Regions from separate parts of the Homo sapiens genome. Here region 1 is linked to region 2. Evidence: chromatin loops called from intact Hi-C (ENCODE). Cell type or tissue: PC-3. All regions are shown on one strand. Links, peaks and the distances in the headings refer to the core of each region. The heading gives the core; the rest is flanking DNA. Region 1 has its middle 43 kb from the start of SERPINB2. Region 2 has its middle 9.6 kb from the start of SERPINB13.

Region 1 (11,087 bases), core at 1,837-9,836, 270 kb after region 2:
CTTATATGCTATTTTTAGAAAATATAGGAACTGAGAGGAGAGATAATTTTGTTTTTTCTTTTTTTTTTAATTTTTTTTCTTTTTTGAGACGGAGTCTCACTCTGTCACCCAGGCTGGAGTGCAGTGGCGCGATCTTGGCTCACTGCAACCTCCACCTCCTGGGTTCAAGCTATTCGAGGAGAGAGAATTTTCAAACACACAATTTATTATTATTATTATTTCTTTTATTGAGATGGAATCTTACTCTGTCACCCAGTCTGGAGTGCAGTGGTGCGATCTCGGCTCACCGCAGCCTCTGCCTCCCAGGTTCAAGCAATTCTCCTGCCTCAGCCTCCTGAGTAGCTGGCATTACAGGTGTGCACCGCCATGCCCAGCTAATTTTTTTTTTTTTTTTTTTTTTTTAGTAGAGACGATGTTTCTGTTGTTCAGGCTGGTCTCCAACTCCTGACCTTGTGATCTGCCCGCCTTGGCCTCCCAAAGTGCTGGGATTACAGGTGTGAGCCATCGCGCCTGGCCGCACAATTTATTTTTATTCAGGCTCTAATCTCTGTAGTCCTGGTTTTGTTTTGCTTTGTTTTTGTTTTTTAAAGACAGGACCTCCCTCTGTTACCAGGCTTCTGTGGTGCAGTGGCATGATCGTAGCTCACTGTGGCCTTGCACTTCTGGGCTCAAGTGATCCTCCTGCCTTAGCCTCCCAAGTAGCTAAGACTAGAGGCATGTGCCACCATGCCCAGAGGGTAGTCCTGTTTTTAATCATATCTTTCAGGTGTCTATCACCTAGTAGTAGGGCGTGGTCACCCTTGCCCATAAACACAATCTGGACTCAGACAACATTAGGGAAGATTAGGAAAAATGAATGACAACACTAGCTAAAGACTGGATTTCTCTTTAATGAAGTATTGTTGTAGCATCTAGGTCAGAATAAGAGAAACCGCTTCTGTGCAAAATATCTTGTTAGGACTCTTTTCCCCCTGCTCACATCATACACACAGAGAATTGAAAGGGTGTCAAAAGTAATCCTGTGGGCTTTAAGCCAGAATGTGTATACACTTTTCATTTTCATTCACAAAACGAAACAAAAACTTTATGCTGTTAACTTATTTTCCTTCTGTGTATCATAGTAGTCCCACTGAATATAAACTATGGATTTTATTTATTTGATACCTGAAAATGCCAGATCCAGAAATGTAGCAGGGTTTGTTTGTTTGTTTTTAATGGTCTTAGGCTCAAAGAATAAACAGGCAGAGACCTTTCACCCCAAAAATGGCCTACTCTGGGAATTCTTTAGTGCACCTGAACCTGAGGATTCTTCAAATTTACCAAATCATAAAAAAACTCAGCCATCTTCTGTACAATGGTGGACTGAAATACAAGTACATAATAAAATTTTAAAATGTTTCTGTTTCAAGGGTAACAAAAAGACACAATGATTTTATTTCAATGAGCAGCAATATATTTTGTTCAAAGAGTTTCCATGACTTAAATAGTGCTTCTACACATTGATGTAGCAAAGTGCTTAAACCTTTAAACACACACTTAGCGTAAATACGTGTAGCTATGCATTAGAGGAATGTTCTTGATTCCAATGGACTTTTTAAACTCACAGACTCCTTTTTACAATCTTGTGGAGGCTACCAACCTTTCCACCTATAAAAGGCACACATACACATTCACATACAACTTTTCACATAGTTTCCCAGACCTCTTTAAATTGTTCGTGGATCCCAGGCTAAGAAGTCTTGAAGGGCGTACATATACATTTGTGTTCATAGTTCTCAAGCCCATACAGGTGGCAGTGCATCTGAACATTTTGATAATTTTTGTGGAACATAATCTCTGTGTATTCCATCATATACTCTAAAAAATGAATACTATAAGTACATATATATGTATATGACAATATTATATATACTAAAATGTATGATATCATTTACATTACTAAACAGCAGTGGAATTAAATACAATTGGCTGCCTCAGTTCTTTTATTAATAGTTCTCTGCTACTTTTTTAGGCAGTCGTAAGCCCCAAAATGTTAATTATGTATACATTTCTAGGAGAAAAACCTTAACATTGATAGAGTTTTATTCCTGCATTTAATATATGTTGGCTTGCTGGTTTGTTTTCTGATAATTTTTAAAGACTGCCAGTTTTCTGCAGAACACATTGGTCTACTTTGCAGTTGTAGCTTCTGTGAAAACCTGGCTGAGGAACAATGAACAAATATAGAAAGCAGTGAATTCCTAAGGAAGAGCGGAGATGTACATTTGAATATTGAGTAAAATCATATAGAATTTTATTATTGATCCTTTGTCTTTTGGAGCCTATCCCTACATTTCAGCAATTTCACTTGCATCCTGTGGCTATGTCTGAAGGTGGCTTCCACATATGGGAGTTTGAGAGCCCCTTCACCTTTAAATTAATGTCTCTGCTCACCTGAGGTCTCAAACACACCCCTTTGGGAGCAGCCTGACCAACCCCCAAAGTCATTCAGTCAACAGATATTTATTTATGCCTTTTGGGTGCTAGGCACAGGTCCCAGCACAGGGCTGGGTACTGAATACATGGTGAGAACAAAAAAGACCTGGCCCCTGCCCTTGGAGAACTTAGAAACATTTTTAATAGCAAATACGGAAATGTGTACACAATTATATGTATATTATACAATCATAAGCATTACGAAGGAAAATTAAAGTGTATTAGGAAATAAATCAAAGATGGAATCTTCTCAGAGTGAAATCTCAGAGAAACTTCCCTGAGAAAAATAAATGAATTAGAAATGGGACCCTAATTTGGGTGAACATCAGAATTCTGCCTTGTGCAGTGTGAAGATTAGCATAAAATTGCTTCCCCTATGTGGAAAGGGACTGATGCATAGCAAGCAGTTGATCCTGTTAATCAGCTAATTTGAAAGTTCTCTGAGTTGGTAGCTTTAGTTGAACATAAATCCTGGCTCAGCGGCTGCAGGTGTGCCTGGACCCCTTCTGGAGCTTCTTTGGACATTCTGTCTCCTTCCTTCGGGTAAGTCACTGCAGATTGTCATTGTTCAAGCCATGAACTACCCATGAAAATGACTGGAAAAGCCATGTGTCTCAAATGGAGCATTTGAAACTTCCTTAAATGTCAGGAGTTTGAAAATCTTATTTTATATTTTAAAACTTAAGGCCATTCATCTTTGGCAGAATAGGGTGGAGGCAAAGCACTGCCTTCTATGTTAAAATGCATTTATGTAGACACTAAAGTTCTTCCAAAGCTTATAGAGCTTAAGAAAAAAATATCATTCTAGTAATGGTGGTAATGAAAATTAAAATCTTTCTTCATTTTAAAAAATCGCCATTGAATGGTGTAAAAACTTTACATTTTCTTTATTTTGGAAGTTTTAAAATTGCAGAGTAGTTGAAAGAACTGTATAGTAAACACTTGCGCAAACTTCATCCAGATTCAGCAATTGTTAATATTTTGTTACATATGGTTTATATCTATTATCTATCTGTCATCTGTCTCCTGAACAATTTGAATGAAAGTTGCATGCACCATGATACTTTCCCTAAATACCGTAATATGCCTCTCTTGAGAATAAGAACATTTCCTTCATACCACAATACCTTTATTACGCTTGAGAAAATAAGCCTTAATTAAATGTTTCATATAAAATATAGTACATACTTAAATTTTCTATATTGTTTTAAAAACTCCACTTGCAGTTATTTTGGGAGAATTCGGGATCCAACAAAGATTTTCACATTGCATTTGGTTATATATTTCACTAATCACTTTGACCTGATTCTGTCCCTGACTTTTTGGTTTTCTTTTGTTTTTCCTGGTCTTGATCTTTTTTGAAACGTTTGGACAGCAGTCTTGTATAAAGCTCCACATCCTAGAGTTATCTGATTGTTGCCTCATAATGAGATTCAGGTTAAACATTTTGGCAAGATGATTACATGGGTGATGTGTCATCCTCAGTGTATTAAATCAGGGACACATGATGTCAGGTCGTCCGTTCTTGATAGAGCTGTTTGACGACCCAGTGCAGGGATGACTGGCCGATCTTTCTGTTTTAAAAGAAAAATTTTCCCTTTTTCATTAATAAGTAATCCATGGGGTTTTGAGACAGTGTAGTACTCTCCCCCAACAACATTCCACCTAGTGGTTCTGTCGTCTGTTGATAATCCTTGCCGAAGGAGCAGCAAATCTATTTGGGATTAAAAATCATATCTTGGCCGGGCGCAGTGGCTGACGCCTGTAATCCCAGCACTTTGCGAGGCTGAGGCAGGTGGATCACCTGAGGTCAAGAGTTCAACACTAGCCTGAGCAACATGGTGAAACCCCATCTCTACTAAAAATACAAAAATTAGCTGGGCGCGGTGGTGTGTGCCTGTAATCCCAGCTACTCAGGAGGCTGAGGCACGAGAATCGCTTGAGCCCGGGAGGCAGAGGTTGCAGTGAGCTGAGATCGTGCTACTGCACTCCAGCTGGGTGACAGAGTGAGACTCCGTCTCAAAGAAAAAAAAAAAAAAGAAATCCTACCTTAACATTCTATCCCTTCTTCTATTTTATTTAGCTAACATTCTCATAAATTTATAGCTTTTTTCTCTCTCATTAATATGTACCTTTTAAATTAATTCAATATATTATGTCTATTAGCTTTTTAATTTTTTTTATCATGCACAAATTGCCCAAATTTGGAAGCCCCTTCAAAGGACTGTGTTCTTTTGAGGGGTCTCCATCATGCTTTGAGTGCTTCCTTACTCTCTTACCCAACGAGATATCCCAGGCTCATCCTGTCTCATTCTGGAATCAGCCAGTTCTCTGAGAAGCTCTAGTTCCTTTAAATAGAGAATGGTATCATCTAAAAACAAGATTTGGGGTCCAGAATTGTTCCTTGTTTATTAGAGTCCTCATTTCTAAGGCTTTTCTTTGAACAGATATAGGAAATCAACATGCCAGAATAAGATAAGATAGGATAAGATGTGATATATAACACAATATAATATATTAATGTATCTACACTATCTACAAATCAAATCCAATCCCACAGGGTTCATTCTCACCTTGCCCCATTTCCTATGTGTATCTCTGTTCCCCCATAGTGAAAAGCCCTGATTCCTAACATCAGTACATTTACTTGTTTCTTATAATCTATACAAGAAAAGTTTTAGAATCAATGTGGACTCTTTGACAGGTTGGAGAGTGCTTCGGAAGCAACATTTCATGACTTCGTACTGACCCCTAGTGTTTACTTTTTTGCTTTTGTAGTTTTCAAGGGATTATCCTTAAAGAGGTTGCCTGTTCTGTATCAGGTTTTCTCAATCTCAGTATGACTGACATTTTGTGCCAATGATTCTTTGTTGTGGTGGGCTGTCCTGTGAACCGAAAGGTATTTGGCAATGCCCATTGTGTCCATCCACTAGATGAAAACAACACCACTCCCTCCTCTGCCCTTCCAAGCTGGGACCATCAAAAAGGCTTCCAGACATTGCTACCACACCTTGGGGGTCAAAATCATCCCTGGTTGAGAACCACTGCTCTACCCAGACATGCAGTAGAGAGAAATGCTATTACAAATACTTTCTAAATGTGAATATTTAAATCTCTGGTAAAGAAAATTAGTCATTACTGAATTTTTTGTTCAATTAATTTATTGGTGTTTCCCAAGGTGCTCAGGATTATGGAATTTGTTAATGTTGAATTTGGTCATTTGTTAGGCAGTTTTCAAGCAGAAGAATTTTAAAATAAAAACAATTGTGGATTGTGAATATGCCTTCAAAATACCATTTAATCATCAAGTAGACAAGTGAGCTAGGAATGGCTCTTTTCTGCTGCACTGTCAATATGATCTATCACTGATTATGTTCCCAGTGAGTGTCAGTTTGGTTAATCTCCAAAAGGCAAGTGTAAAAATTTCCTTTTTGGTTTGGAAGCACATCATACTTCGTTATATTTTCATTGCACTTTGTTATGGCTATTCTGATATTATGGGAAGGGACCAAACTGCAGGAAATATAAATGTGTCATGCTGTAAAGGACAAATTCAGGAGCAACTCACAGAATTGCCTCTTTACTTATCTCCAGAACGGAATGACATCACTTTTCAGAAAGACACAAACTACTCACCTGAACCAAAGGAGGTAAATAGGAATTGTGATGCCTACAGTTAACAGATATCAGTAACAAGAAGAAATAATAATTGAAAATAATAATCAAAAAAATGATTGAATTGCAGCTGGGCATGAACCACAGCCCACTTTATCCATGCTGTAGCCCCTCAGTGTGTGATGAACACACAAACTCTCCTGTGTATTGTGGCAGAAAAAATGACTAAAACAGCTATTTTAGATTTTCCAGTGACTTCCCACACTTAGTTCTAATTTTGAGTTAAAGGCCAAAGTAATGATACCTTTAAAGAGCTTAAAATAAGTGACTGAATAAAATAGAAGTGAAGAGAGGTGGTATTCAAATTGTTTAATTGAATTGTTTAATTATTTTGCCAGTGGGCGTCAATCCATCAGAACGACTCCAGATGCAGCATTGGAGCATGATGGAGGCCCCTTCCTGTGACACACAGTAAAATTACTGGATGGAGAGGTGACTGGGCCTCCCAAGGAAGGGACAGGGACAGGAGCAGGGGGGGATTTGGAGAATGGTGCATCAGCAATTTACTGGTATGAAAGTATTGTAAGAATTTTGCTTTGAGTCTGCTGTACTGTACAAACCAGCTGAATTTCAGCTCTGAGTACTTACATAGTAAAAGAAATCCCTCAGCCCAGTCCTAAGAGGGGCATTCAATGAGTCCCAGAGGTGATAGACAGTTAGAGGTATAATTAATCAGTTATTGACAAATAAATGCCTAAATCTGAATCTTACTCATTTAGGTAGTCATTTCCTAGGTGCTTTGAGATATAAGAGTTGTCCCCCAAACCATGTTATCAGGGAAGCTTTATGGCAACCACTGTCCTTGGAGTTATATTTTTGGTCTTTGTTCCTAAATTTTTAGTTAACTGTGATATCATTTTTGCCTCAGAGAAGATGGAATGAAACTAGCAACACAAATCTCTTTTTTGAGATTTTTAAAAAAGAAATAAAAAAGGAGATCAAGATCATTGAGGCCAAGACCCTCAGCTCAGAAGTCAGGATTTTGGAGGCTTGGCTGACTCAGGTAGGAGCTTTTCTTGACTAGAAAATACTGTTTATAGAGTGGCCAGGGAAGAATTAGACATTATGATCAGATTCCCTGGGCACTGTGATCCTAAATTATGTGGAATATGCATGTCATTTTTACATTCTTGAGGTCCTTACAGATTTATAAAGCAAATCAGCAATTCAGCATCCTTCTGGCTTCATGCAGAACAAAGAAGCCGACATCCCGAAGTCCAGGGATGTAGTTCTTGATAAGCCTACCCTTCGGGTCTATCTGGGTGACACTGGGGTCTCAACTGGTTCCAAATTCCATCTCTTACCTTAGGCTTCCTAACATCTTTAGGATGGAAATCATAGACATTTCTTGCTATCACTTACACCCACCCCTTTCTCTAAGTAGCCTGAATTAGAGCCATGGATAATCCCTTTCTAGTCTGGGCCAGAAGTTCCCCTCGGGTGTACTCACACCCTCAAGTCTATTGTCTTATTTTTATATGCTTGCATTCTCTCTCTAAATCATCCTTATACAGTTCTGAGGGCTTCAAAAAAATCTGTACCTATTAAATTTAACATTTCCAGATTTGGTATATCCTGAATGTGTATTCCAAACTTTTCCTCTTAGATTGTTTTCATTTACAAATTCAAGCAACTTGTCATCACTGTCTCCAATGCAGTCATTAAATAACATAGCCAGTGACTGTTTGACCCCGAGTGTGATATGAGTAGCCTTTAAAAACCCTGTGACCAATACAAAGATGATATTTTATGAACTGTTTCTATCTCTTAATGATGCATCATAAATATTTTTGTAAGTAAAACATGTTGGAAATAATTGTGTCAAGAAGTGTAAAGGGGCTTAAAATGTTATTCGTTTTTATCACGTCTGAATTTACAACTGAAAACAGCTTTACATGAAATAATCATGCCATTTTACGTTTTTGTTTTATTTATTCATTTTTACTAGCAAAGACCAAGAAAACAAGCAAAGTATCCAAAACAAAAAGAGGAATATGGGTTAGTGAATTATGATGAATTGACAAGATGGAATATTATCATTCCATGGAAACGATTTTAGAAGAATTTATATCAATATGGGTAAATGCTTCTTTTCTAAAGTTTAGTGTAAAATTCAGGTTAAGATGTATCATTAGTGCTGTCAAGATGATTAGTAGTAAAAGAGATAACATTTTGAAGAGTGACAAAATGTAAACTAGTATGACATTTGGACACTTAGATTTAAGTATAACATATAAGAACAATGACAAAATATTATCTCTTCAGTTCCATTGAAAGAAGGTCTTTGGCCAAAAACTTCAACCATGGCTGAAAATTGCTTATATTAATGAACTATACATTTCAGTTAGGGCTTAGTCTTGTTAAAATAAAAATGTAATATCTCGCAGTGGTGAATTAGGTTTTGGAGGCAACAAGGCTCCACTGACTGGGAACATGAAGACGTTATTTGCCTCTCTGACAACTGCTTCCTCCCCAGTGAAAGTAGTAGGGCTAGCGTTAGCCTCAGACGGTTGTTGTCAGGATTAGTATGCTGACACGTGTAAGGCACCTACTACAAGCCCAGGCATTTAATAGATCCGTAATAAGTTATTGCTCTTTATTAAATTGTTCCAACTTTCACTTCTGGAAGAAAATAACCGATATAGCTCAGGGTACCTGGGTTTTGCTACAGTGCTTCTGGCTTAAAATCTGCATAGAACCAGGTTTTCCTGATTTAAGGTCCTTTTCAGACTCCTTGAACAGGTTATCTTTCCATAAAATGCTAACTCTCATCATCCTTACTCTAGGGAAATGTGGGGTTTTTTTATGTGGGGATAGGGTCTCATACTAAACCACACTAATTTTTTTATGCAAATTACACACACACACACACACACACACACACACAAAGTATTTCCTCCAACATAGTGTAAGGCTACTTTCAAGTGAGCAAGTGTATTTACCAGTTTCTGGAATTATTTTCCTGGACAAGCCTGACCTCTAGAGGACAGGAGTTGCTTGTTACCCACTGAGAGCCAACATTAGATACCGTTTGTGGAACATTAAGGTGCCGTGAAGTCAGACAAGTGCTGGGGTTGGCATGATGTGAATATAGGATCTTAATTCTGCACCAACTAGCTTGAGCAAAATTCTTTATCTCCTTGATCTTAAATGGGTTTTAAAAACTTTATTGAGGTATAAGTTACATCAAATAAACTGCACATATTTATAGTAAGCCATTTTATTAGTTTGACGGTTGTAAACATAGCAGTACAATCAAGATGCCACACTTCCATCACCTCCTAAAGTTTCCTCATCCCCTTTTGAAGTCCACTCTGCCTCCATCCCCATCCACAGACAACCAATAATCAGCTTTCTGTCACTATGCATGAGTTTGTATTTTCTAAAAGTTTTTATGAATGGAATTATGCAGCATCTACTCTGTTGTGTCTGGCTGCTTTTACTCAGACTAATAATTTTGAGATTAAATTGTGTGTATCAGTAACTTACTCCTTTTTACTGCTGAGTAGTATTCCACTGTCTGGATACACCACATTTTGTTTAACTTGAAAGGGATCATAGTCCTAAATGTAAAAAGTTAGAACTGCTAGCAGAAAATACGGGAGAAAATCTTTGTGAGATCTGGCTGGGCAAGGATTCCTTAAAATATGAATTGCACAGATAATAAATGAAAAAAAGGATAATTGGAGTTTATCAAAAGTAAAAACATTTGCTCTTCCTAGTAAACAAAAAGGTGAATCAGAAATTGGGAGAAAATATTTGTACACATATAGCAGATAAAGGTCTTATATTCAAAATAATAAACTCAAAGAAAAACATTCAGTTAAAACACATGCAAAATATTCTAGCAGACACCTTACATAAGAAAATATACAGATGGCCAATAAGCACATGAAAAGATGGACAACAACATGAGTTATCAGATAAATGCTTAAGGTATTTTTAAAGTCTCTGAAATCGGGTTATGTCTTACTATTTAGGTGCTTGCAATTGGTGTGCTCCTTTTGATGTAAAGTTAATTTTATTTTTAGAAGCAATATTTATTGGGTACTAAGGTTTGGGCAATGTTTTAAACACTTTGTATGCATTATGTCACTTAATTCTCACAAAACCTATGAAGGGAGTACTATAATTAAATCCATCTTCATGGGTGAGGAAATTGAAGCTCACAGAGTGCTTATAACTTGCCCTAGTCCCACAGCTAACAGATGGCAACACCAGGCCTGGAACCCTCTAGCTACCACTATAGCCCATGGGCTTAACTATTATGCTATTTTAAAAATTATTACACTAATGGTGAATGGTCAGTGGAGAATGCCTCAGAAAACAGAGCCTTCTCTGGAGTCCTGATATTAACTTATTTCATTACATTTTGTGGAGAATACCTCAGAAAACAGACCCTTCTCTGGAGTCCTGATATTAACTTATTTCATTACATTTTGTGGATCATTAGATGAATCACTGTAAGGTAAGTGCCTAGTGCCTAGTAGGTATGATCTATTAATGCTACTTCCCTTTCTTCCATCTATTTTGAGGCTTTTGGAAATTGCCAAAATAAATGTTTGAAAATTACATGATTCAATCAATTTAAGCCAGATTTTTATTTATCACTACTATCATTCAACTTTTAACAATCATCTTTTTTTGTGAAAGAATTTTGAATGATGCAGTATTCTTTATTTTTTAACCTGAAAGCATTTTGAATGCTGCAATATTCTTGATCATGGTTCTCAACTAAGGGTGATTTTGCCCCTGGGCGACATCTGGCTCTGTGTCTAGAGACATCTTTGATGGTCAGAATTGTAGGGAAGGGCTGCTACTGCCATCCGGTGGTTAGAAGCCAGAGATGTGGCTGAACATGCTACAATGTAAAGGACAGCCCCACAACAAATAATTACCCAGCCCAAAATGTCAACAGTGCTGATGTTGAGAAATCC
Region 2 (11,087 bases), core at 2,111-10,110:
ATATATGATTAAAGAATTTCATATCTAGGCTGGTTGGCTTTTGTGTATGCATGGAACAGAAAACCATTCTCAGATCTATTTTGGTGTATGCGAATGCAGATATATTTTATCTTTAGCTCCTGACACCATGCTGTAAACATCACAGGAATTAAAATTAAATGCATGTTGTTTTGAGTGGCATCCAATGCAGTCAAAGACTCAAAAAGCTAGTGTATTAATCCATTTCATACTACTAATAAAGACATACCCAAGACTGGGTAATTTATAAAGAAAAAGAGGTTTAATGAACTCACAATTCCACATGGCTGGGGAGGCCTCACAATCATGGTGAAGGAGGTAGCAAGGAAGGCAAAGGAGGAGCAAACTCATGTCTTACATGGTGGTGGGCAAGAGAGCATGTGCAGGGGAACTCCCTTTTATAAAATCATCAGATCTCATGAGACTTGTTCACTATCACGAGAACAGCACAGGAAAGATCTGCTCCCATGATTCAATTACTTCCCACCACGTCCCTCCCATGACACCTGGGGATTATTATAATTCAAGGTGAAATTTGGGTGGGGATACAGAGCCAAACCATATCAGCCAGTAAAAAAATTCCTTCAGTAAAACTATGACCTCAATTGATAATCAATGGAAGAAGAGAAATTCCTCATTTAGAATTCTCACTATGCCCAATAATTGTTGGCAGCTGTGACTTTTCCCCTTAGCACTGGTTTTTTTTTTTTACAATGTTGGGTTCAGGCATGGAATGAGTTTCAATATCCAGAATAAGACTGCAACCATGAAATATCTGAACTGGGACAGTAATAACACTAATACTTGTGCTTATTGTGTGCCAGCTTTTGTCGAAGACCTTTATGTGCCCATTTAACACTCTCACTCATCCTAAGAGGTGGGTTATTATACTTATCCACCCTTAACAAATGAGGAAACAGAGGCACAAAGAGATTAAGTAATTTGCCTAACATCCCTCAGACAGCAAATGATTGAACTAGGATTTTTAACCAGGCTGTCTGGCTGGATGTTATACAGAAGATATATCACCACCACTCAATGAAAGTATCAAGAAGTAGAAGTTCCCAACAAGGTTTGTAAGCCACTAATACACTTGCCCCAAAGCACATTCAGGCCCTACCACCCTGAAATTGCCAAGGCAAGTTGTGGTAAACCCCAAAGCAGTATTCATAGACAGTCTAATGAGGAATCTCAAATACGAAGAGAAACCTACAACCCAGATCTACCACATGACTGTAGAAAATAATCACATGAATAAAGGGTATCAGCCTCAACAGAGTTAAGAGGTCAAATGAGATTTTTAAAAATATATAAGTAATATGCTTGATAGCATCCATAAAACAAGAACAGAGAATTATTAAAAATATTCATTTAGAGTTTCTGGAAATAAATTTGATTATTGCAATTAAGTAGATTGAATAATAGAATGAAAATAGCTGAAGAGTTAGCTAGTAGATTGAGCTGTGGAATTGTACAAAATGTAGAATAAAAGGATAAAGGGATCAAAAGTATTTTAAAATGTTGGCCAGGTGTGGTGGTTCATGCCTGTAATCCCAGCACTTTGGGAGGCCAAGGCAGGCAGATCGCCTGAGGCCAGGAGTTCAAGACCAGTCTGGGCAACATGGTGAAACCTTGTCTCTATTAAAAATACAAAAATTAGCTGGGCATGGTGGCATGCCTGTAATCCCACCTACTTGGGAGGCTGAGGCAAGAGAATCACTTGAACCTGGGAGGTGGAGATTGCAATGTGCCGAGATTGCACCACTACACTCCAGCCTGGGTGACAGAGTGAGACTCTGTCTCAAAAACAAACAAACAAACAAACAAACAAACAAACAAACAAAACACACCTTAAAATGTTAAAATCATGTAAGGCAGTTTAAAGGGTTTCAACATTCATTAAGGAGCATTTCAGGAAAAAAGAACAGAGAGATAACTGAAGAATAGAAATACTCAAAGAAATAAGAAAAAAAATGTACAGAATTGAAAACAGTCATGCATTCTCTTTTGAAAGGGCCCATTCAGAACCCACACTTCCACACTGTGGCAAAATTAAAGAAGATAAATGCAAAAATAATATATTCTAAAAGCCTTTTGTGTTAAAAGTTCAAATTTATAAACTGGAACGAGAATCATATAGAGTTTAGCTTCTCTTTGTCCTACAAGAAGACACAGAAGAATATTTTGAAGTTCTGGGAGAAATAAATACTGTAAACTGAAATATTTACCCATAAAAAGTTTTATTCAAGTGTGAGGGCAAGATGCATGAGCAAGCACTCTAAGTTTACTATCTGAAAACTTTAACCTAAAGGAATGACCAGAAGTTCTGCTCCAAAAAATTTTTTTAAATGAATTGGCTAAAAAGTATGGAATATGAGTAGCAGTGATGCAAAAAAACAGAGTAAAACATGATTGAAGATTAAATTAGAAATAATAATTTAAGAATTAAAACTTAGATGATCTCACTTTGAGAGGTAGAAGACAGTAGGCTTGAGGAGTGCCAAGGGAATTATAGAGAGAATGGAAGGAAGGAAATAAAACCTCTGGGGTTCTTGTTCTTTTCAGGGGGTGATGGGGAAAATAGTCTAACCCTGGACATTAATTTAAAAATTATATACAATATTTATGTTAAACTAAACAATAACCAGTCAAAGATTGAAATAGAATGCATAATCTCCAAAACAGTAGAGGGAAAAAGAATGAAAAACACTTGGAAAAAATTCAAAGGAATGTAAAAAAAAAAAAGCAAGAAAGCATAGCATGTACAAAGCATAAAACAAGACAGCAAATAAGTCCAAATATGACCAGTCTCAAGAAATGTGGATGTCTTAAATTGGCCAGTTTAAAGAAATACTGCATTAAAAAGACAAAGATCTACTTATAGACAATTTATAGGACACAATTCTAAAACAGTAAAAACAAGAAGATTAAAATAATGATAGAGAAAAACAGACACTAGAGAAGTATTAAAAAGAGAAAAGCAGAAATAACAACAATAACATCGAAAAAAATTCTACCCAAAGTCCAAAACAGTTATAAGAACAAAGATAAATATTTCAGTTTGATAAAAGATGCCATGTGTTAAAACTAAAAAGTAATATCACCTAATAGCATACTTCGAAAATACTAGGAGGTATAAGTAAAAGAAGAAATTGAAACATCTACAAAAATATTGAATAACTTTCACACACCTTTTCTAGTGATCAATAATTTAAGTAGAAAAAATTACACAGAGAAAAAATTAAACTTTTATTTCATTTATTAGAAAACAGAAAATAATTAAAATGCATAAATTGTTTTTTCCTCCAGAATTTTGAAAAAAGAACAACATGCTTCACAAACCCAAATAAAGGTAAAAATAATAAAGACGAAGGCAGAAATGTAAAAAGTGAAAGACAAAAGCTTAAAAAAATTAGAGTTATGGCAAAAAGAATAATGACACTAACCAACAATTTAGGAACAAGAGAGGGATATATACTATTTTGTATTTATGGAGGTATACCTTTAGGGTAAATTCCCAGGAGTTGCATTGCTGAGCCAAAGTACAATTGCATATATAATTTTCTTAGCTATTGCTAAATCCAGGTTTTAAGGATTACACCATAGCACTCCTATTAGCAATAATATGTATCTGCCTATTTCTTCACATCCACACCCACAGAATGTCATAAAGGCTTTGGGTGTCTGCCAAACTGATAGATAAAAAATACTATAGTAGTATATATTTAATTTAAATTTCTCTTGTTTTGAGTGAATTTATGAGCATGCAATCACATGTTCAGTCATTTATATATCTTTCCCTGTGTTATGTCTGTTCTTTTTTTGACATTTATGTAGGTGCATTTCTTCTTGATTTAAGAGATTTTTATGTATTAGGAAGATTAACCCTTTGTATTAGAATTAGCATAAACCTTTCCTCGGTTTGTCAGTTCTCTTTGACTTTGCTTATTAACTCTACTTTAAAATTTTTTATAAGCTGAATATACCAATCTTTTCTTCTATTGCTTCTAAATTTTTAAAATCAGGTTTTCCCCACTTCCAGGTTTTAAGGTATTTACCCACACTTTTTTCAATTACCTGTATAGTTTCATTTAAAAAATTTAGATCTCTGATCCAATTGAAGCTTACTTGGCATGAGATAAATATGAATACTATTTTAATCTTTTTCCAAATGGCTATTCAGTTGGTCCAATACTACTTATTAAAACATCTACCTCTTACCTCCAGCCAGGGCTGTGAATTAATCTACTTGGGTTAGTTCTTGAAGGAGACACTCCCTAGTCTTGGGGGTGATAAGCTGTATTAAAAAAAAATTATCGGCTGGGCGCAGTGGCTCACACCTGTAATCCCAGCACTTTGGGAGGCTGAGGCAGGCAGATTACTTGAGGTCAGGAGTTAGAGACCAGTTTGGCCAACGTGGTGAAACCCCATCTCTACTAAAAATACAAAAATTAGGTGGGCATAGTGGCAGGTGCCTGTTTCCCAGCTACTCGGGACACTGAAACAGGAGAATCACTGGAACCCAGGAGGCGGAGGTTGCAGTGAGCCGAGATCACGCTATTGCACTCCAGCCTGGGTGACAAGAGTAAAACTCCATCTTAAACAACAACGACGACAACAACATCTATCTTTCCCTTTGGGATTTGAGTTGCCACATTTATCATATACTCAATTTCCATATGTGGTTAGGTCTGTTGATGGATTTACTAGCCTCTTCCTTTGGTCTGTTTATTCATGTACCAACATCAGTGTTTTAATTATGGAAGCTTTGTTGCTTTTCCTTTGCAATGGTTTCCTATTTATTCTTGTTTGTTTATTTTTCCATATGAACTTTAGAATCGTATTGTCTTGTTATTTTACAATTTTTTCTCTTTTTAATTTTTCCTTGTGATGTTTAGGAAAGTTTGTATTTTTGTTCTAGACATTATTTTTATACAATATTATGACCTAATGGCCTCACGGTACTCTTTTATTTACTTAGGCTTTTATCATTTTTAAGTGATGTCTTTTGACACCCATCTACTGCCTAATAATCAACAGATTTATATTCTACCTTCTAATTTCTTTCTAGCATTTCCTCTCACTTTATTGTCATTTTTTTTACTTTGGCAGCCCATATAAAACATAGAACATTTATATATTACTTTCCTACTCTTATTCACATGTTTGCTTTAGTCTTAGAGCTATAATAAAATATATTTGTGCTGTCAGTCTTTTGCTAAAGTTTCTTCTTCAATCTTTTTTTTTTTTTTTTTTTGGTTACTGGATGAAGCTCATCCTCTGGTAGATTTCTCAAGAAGGGCTAACAAGTACAATATTCTCTAAGTTCTTGACTGTTTAACATAGTTTCTTTATGGTCTTGAAAGACCATTCATGAAAGAATACTTTTTGGCATATAAAATTCTTGGTTTGGACTTGGAATCTCTTTATTGTTCCACTGGTCTGTATGTTGTTCTCAAGAAGTCTGATGTTAACTTGCTTTCTTTACTTTATATTGACTTGATTCTCTCTCATTCTCTTTCTCTCTTCTCTTTCCCTCTTTTTCTCTTCTCGGCAGATGTTAAGACTGATTTTCCAGAATATGTCTTAGACTTTATCATTCAGGGTCAATTTTCCTAGTTACATTGTAGGCCATTTCAATGTACAGATTTGGGATTTATTTTATTTTTGAACTGTTTTCTTGGATTATAGCTGTAAATATCATTTCTACTCCACTGTTTTATTTCTGTACTTCAGAGACTATGGTTACACATATTTTAGATTTCTTTGCCTGTCTTTATTTCATTCTTTTATGCTTTTACTCTCTTTATTTTGTTTTTGTTCTCTAGGCTATTTTTATTTCTCTTCTCTATATTCTTTATTGTACTTTCTCCTGTAGGCAACTGGTAGTCTAGGCCCATTTCTGAGATGATTTTTTTATTTCCATCATTTCTATTTAATTCAGACATAGCTCATTACAGTACTTTCTTTCTGTGGTTATTTTGTTATTCATATATATTCTGAGTTTTTTAAATTATGACTTGAAGCATTCTTCATATTCGCAATCTCTTTCCAAACAATATTTAGTTCATAAGCTAGTGTTACACTACAGCTTTATTCTCCCTCATGATTGATTTCTTGGGTAGTATCTCCATGGCTAAAAGTTTTAATTTTCACCGTTTTCTTTGTATAGTAATTTTACATATTTGTTTGGTACTTTTTCTTGTTCATACTGAAATGTGCAGGATTTTTGGACTGAAAAGGACAGGCAACTTTATGAAGGTGAGTCGGGGGCCATACTCTGTTTTCTTGGTGAAAGAGTGCCCTCTTCTGTCGGTACAGTGAAGTGCAGTTTTAAAATGGTGTCTTACTGCTATGCTTGTTCATCTGAGTTTTGTGCAGAGAGATTTGAAAGTAGGTGTCCTCCATTATACTGAAGAATAGTTCCATCAGGGGAATAAATATTGGTAAAAAGAGGCCAAACCATTATGCAGAGGTTTTATGGTCATCTTTCTAGAAAATCTAAGCGAATAAGCTTATAATTTACCATAAAGAATGTTCTTCAAGATGGTTTGCTAGATATCCAAATTTTTTTTTCTTATACACCAGTAATAACTATTCACCAACACAACGCCTTATTCAATTCATAGCACTTAATTTTATTTGAGATTATCTTGTTTTTGTTTATTTATTGTTTGTATCACCCCCAAAGAATGTGAATTTAATGAGAGACTGGACCTTTTACATCTACATCTTATTCATTGCTTTACCTCAGTACCTAAAGCAATATCTGGCAAATAGTGGATGCTCAGGAAATACTTGTTGATTGACTGACTGAATGAATGAATGGAAAACCCAAAGACTGTATTCACAAGAATATCAAAATGATAAAATATCTATAAATAAATTGAACAAATTTATTTTTCTTGTGATGAATAACACAAATATGGAAACATTAAAATGTATACATATAGCTCAATAAATTATCACAAAGTGAGCAACCATGGAGCCACCACCCAGATTAAAAAAATAGAACATTACCATTGCTCTAAAATTCCCCCTACATCCCTTTTTAATTATTACTTTCTACCTCCTCTTCAATATGTAACAAATATGCTAACTTGCAGCACTATACAGTTGACCCTCAAGCAACACGGGTTTGAGCTGCATGGATCCGCTTGTACTCAGAGTTTTCTCAAAAAATATACTGGAAAATATTTTGGAGATTTGGGACAATTTGAAAAAACTTGCAGGTTTTTCAAATCACAGATTTTTCAAATTGCTGTACAGTCTAGAAATACCAAAAATATTAAGAAAAAGTTAGGTATGTAACGAAGGCATAAAGTATATGTAGGTACTAGCCTATTTTATCATTTACTCCCATAACATATGTACAAATCTATTATAAAAAATTAAAATGTATCAAAACTTGTGCACACGAACACTTACAGATAGTCATACTTGGTGCTACTTGCAGTTAAAAGAAACAAGAACAAAAGTAAAGATGCAATGTTAAGTCATAATTGCATAAATTAGCTGTAGTACATAGTGTATTACTGTAATAATTTCGTAGCCAACTCCTATTGCTATTACAGTGAGCTCAAGTGTTGCAAGTATCTGTTTGAAGCACAGTGTGAGGACAATGATCTCTGCCTGAGCAGCTCATCTGTCCAGTAAGTTGTGTATGACAATAAAAAGTGATCTCTCACAGTTCTTGTGTATTTTTCATCATGTTTAGTGCAATACCATACAGCTTGAATAACATCATGGGACCTGTATGAAGTGCCACCAGTGATGCTGAAAGTGTGCCCAAGAAACAGAGAAAAGCAATAACATTATAAGAAAAAGTTGAATTCCTTGATATCTACCATAGATTGAGGTCTGCAGTTGCATTTTCCCACCGTTTCAAGATAAATGAACCCAGTATCAGGACCATTGTAAAAAAAAGAAAAGGAAATGCGTAAAGCTGTCTTTGCAGCTACACCAGCAGATATGAAAACTTTACACTTTTTGAGAAACACGTTTTCATTTTATATTGAAAATGCAGCTTTTATATGGGGGCAGAATTACTATAAGAAAGGCACACCTATAGACTCTAATATGATTAGAGAAAAACCGAAGTCATTGTATGACAACTTAAAGCAAGAGGAAGGTGCAGGATCTAAAGCTGGATAATTTAATGTCAGTAAAGGATGATTTGATTATTTCAGAAAAAGATTTGGCTTAAAAATATCAAGATAACATTTTTTATGACCAACAGGCAGCAAATTCCCAGTTGCCATAAGAAAATAATTGAGGAGAAAGGATATCTACTTGACCATGTTTTTGAAGCATATCTAAGTGCCCTATTCTGGAAAAAAAGGCCGTAAATGACATGTATTAGTAAGAAAGAGAAGCAGGCATCAGTGCTTAAGGCAGGAAGGGATAAGCTAATGCTACTGTTTTGTACAAATACAGTTGGGTTTATAAGATAGCACTAACCCCCAACACTTGAAGGGAAAAGACAAATACCAGCTGCCAGTCTTTCGGTTGTACAAAAAGAAGGCCTGGAATATGAGAATTCTTTTTCTGGATTGATTCATCAGTGCTTTGTCCCTGAAATCAGGAAGTGCTTTGCCAGAAAGGGACTGACTTTTAAAATTCTTTTGCTATTGAACAATGCCCCTGGTCACCTAGAACCCCATTAGTTTAACATCGAAGACGTCGAAGTTGTCCCCTTGCCATGAAACACAGTATCTCTAATTCAGCCTCTAAATGATTACACACAGTACTCCATGGAAAGTATTGCCAACGCTGTAGAAGAGAACCCCAGTAGAAAGAACACTCTGGAAATGTGGAAGGATTATACCACTGAAGATGCCATCATTGTTATAGAAAAAGCCATGACAGCTGTCAAGCCTGAAACAATAAATTCCTGCTAGAGAAAACTGCATCCAGATGTTGTGCATGGGCCGGGAGCAGTGGCTCACGCCTGTAATCCCAGCTCTCAGGGAGGCAAGAGGCAGGAGGATAGCTTGAGCCCAGGAGTTCGAGACCTGCCTGGGCAATATAGCGAGACCCCGTTCTCCATAAAAAGGAAGAAACAAACAAGCAAACGAACAAACAAACAAACAAAAAACAAAAGACAGATGTTGTGCATGACTTCAAGGGATTTACGACAGAACCAATCAAGGAAACGACGAAAAAGATTGTGGATACGGCACACACACACACAAAAGGTAGGGGATGAAGGATTTCAAGATATGGATCTTGGGGAAATTCAAGAGTAAATAGATTCCACACTACAGGAATTAACAGAAGACAATTTTATGGTGATGAGTGCTTCTGAACCAGCTCCAGATGGTGAGAAAGAAGACATAAAAGAAGCAGTGCCAGAAAACAAATTGACATTAGACAATCTGGCAGAAAGTTTGTGAGTACTCAAGGTTGCTTTTAAATTCTTTTTTGACATGGACCCTTTGACAACACAGGCACTGAAGCTAAAGCAAATTATGGAAGCAGGATTTGTACCACGTGGAAACATCTTTAGAGAAATGAAAAAGAAAAAAAAAGTCAGAAATGATGATGTATTTCTATAAAGTTGCACCAAGTCTATGCATCTGCTGCCTCCCATTCTGCCTTCTCCACCTCTTCTGCCTCTGCCACTCTTGAAACAGCCAGGCCAACCGCTCCTCTTTCTCCTCCGCCTCAGCTACTCAATGTGAAGATGACGGGAATGGACTTTATTGATGATCCACTTCCACTTAATGAATAGTAAATATATTTTCTCTTTTTTTATTTTCTTAATAACATTACCTTTTCTCTAGCTTACTTTATTGTAAGAATATGGTATGTAATACATAGAACACACAAAATATGATTTAATAGACTATGCTATTGGTAAGTTTTCTGTTCAACAGTAGGCTATCGGTAGTTAAGTTTTTGTGGAGTGAAAAATTATACGTTGGTAATCTTTGTCTTTGATTGTAAACCAGGGGTGATTTTTTTGCCCTCTTCATGCTTCCTTTGTTTTCTACAAGTTTTATATATCATGAACATGTATTCTTGTAATCAAGGACAAATATTTAATAGCTGTGTTAAAATATTATTGTGAAGGGTAAATACACACACACACACACACACACACACACACACACACAAGCTGGGCACGGTGATGCATGCACGTAGTCCCAGCTATTCAGGAAGCTGAGATGGAAGGATTGCTGGAAGCCAGGTGCCCAAATCCAGAATCTAACCTGGACAACATAGTGAGACCCCATCTCTAAAAAGAAAATTATAAAAATAAAAAATTATACCTGGATTTTCAACTGTGAGGGGGGTTGGCATCGCTAACCCCGTGTTGTTTAGGGGTAAACTGAAGTTTAGTTTTGTCTGCTTTTGTACTTTGTATAAAAAGAATCATACAGTATGCGTTCTTTTACATTTGGCTTCTTTTGTTCAAAATATTGTTTGAGATATTTATCTTTTTTTTTTTTTTTTTTTTTTGCCTGTAGCTTTAGTTCATTCATTGTCATTGCTGTGTAGGATTTCACTGTGTGAACATACCATTATTTACGTGTTATGCTGTTAATGTACATTTGGGTTTCCAGTACTTGGCTATTATGAATGCTGCTATGGGCACATGTCTCTTGGTGCCCATGAGCACACATTTATATTGGGTAAATATCTGGGGTGAAATTATTAGGTCATGGGGTGTATCTATATATATCCAACTTTGGATATATATGTATCTCCAACTTTGATAGTGTTTTTTGATTAATAAAAGCTTTTAAATTTTGTGTTGTCCAGTTTGTTAATTTTTACTCTTACTGTAAATGCTTTTTTGTGTTTCAATTAGCTCTGTGATCCATTTAGAATGGAAATCTGTATATGGTGTGACGTAGTAGTTAAGATTCCTTTCTCCCCCATGTAATTATCCAATGAACTGAACATAATTTATTGAAGAGACCATTCTTTCTCCACTGCTCTGCAACAAGCTTGAACAAAATCAAGGTGCACACGAGCATCAGTATTTTTCTGGGCTTCTGTTCTGATCTATCCTTTGCCAAAAACCATTCTGACAATTAATAATAAACCTTGCTATCTGACAG

The links. A loop is a pair of places that touch in the nucleus more often than their neighbours do. Peaks named below come from ENCODE experiments on the same cell type or tissue, not always from the same donor. Only the 100,000 strongest peaks of a DNase experiment are listed, where the experiment ranks them.
Region 1: it touches region 2 in a loop (8-fold over the local background); 14 of 110 quality-filtered maps call a loop at or near these places.

Annotation. Positions count from the first base shown.
Region 1 is chr18:63,839,201-63,850,287 of GRCh38, forward strand. No RefSeq gene overlaps it. Among named protein-coding and RNA genes, the nearest start is that of SERPINB2, 43 kb to the right of the region's middle. RefSeq lists an enhancer at 9,027-9,136. In PC-3, for the core only: CTCF peaks have their summits at 5,228 (motif pointing left) and 9,131; DNase peaks (open chromatin) are centred at 5,211 and 9,141; H3K27ac peaks cover 2,897 bases.
Region 2 is chr18:63,572,245-63,583,331 of GRCh38, forward strand. No RefSeq gene overlaps it. Among named protein-coding and RNA genes, the nearest start is that of SERPINB13, 9.6 kb to the right of the region's middle. In PC-3, for the core only: a CTCF peak has its summit at 6,297 (motif pointing left); no DNase peak of the experiment used is centred there.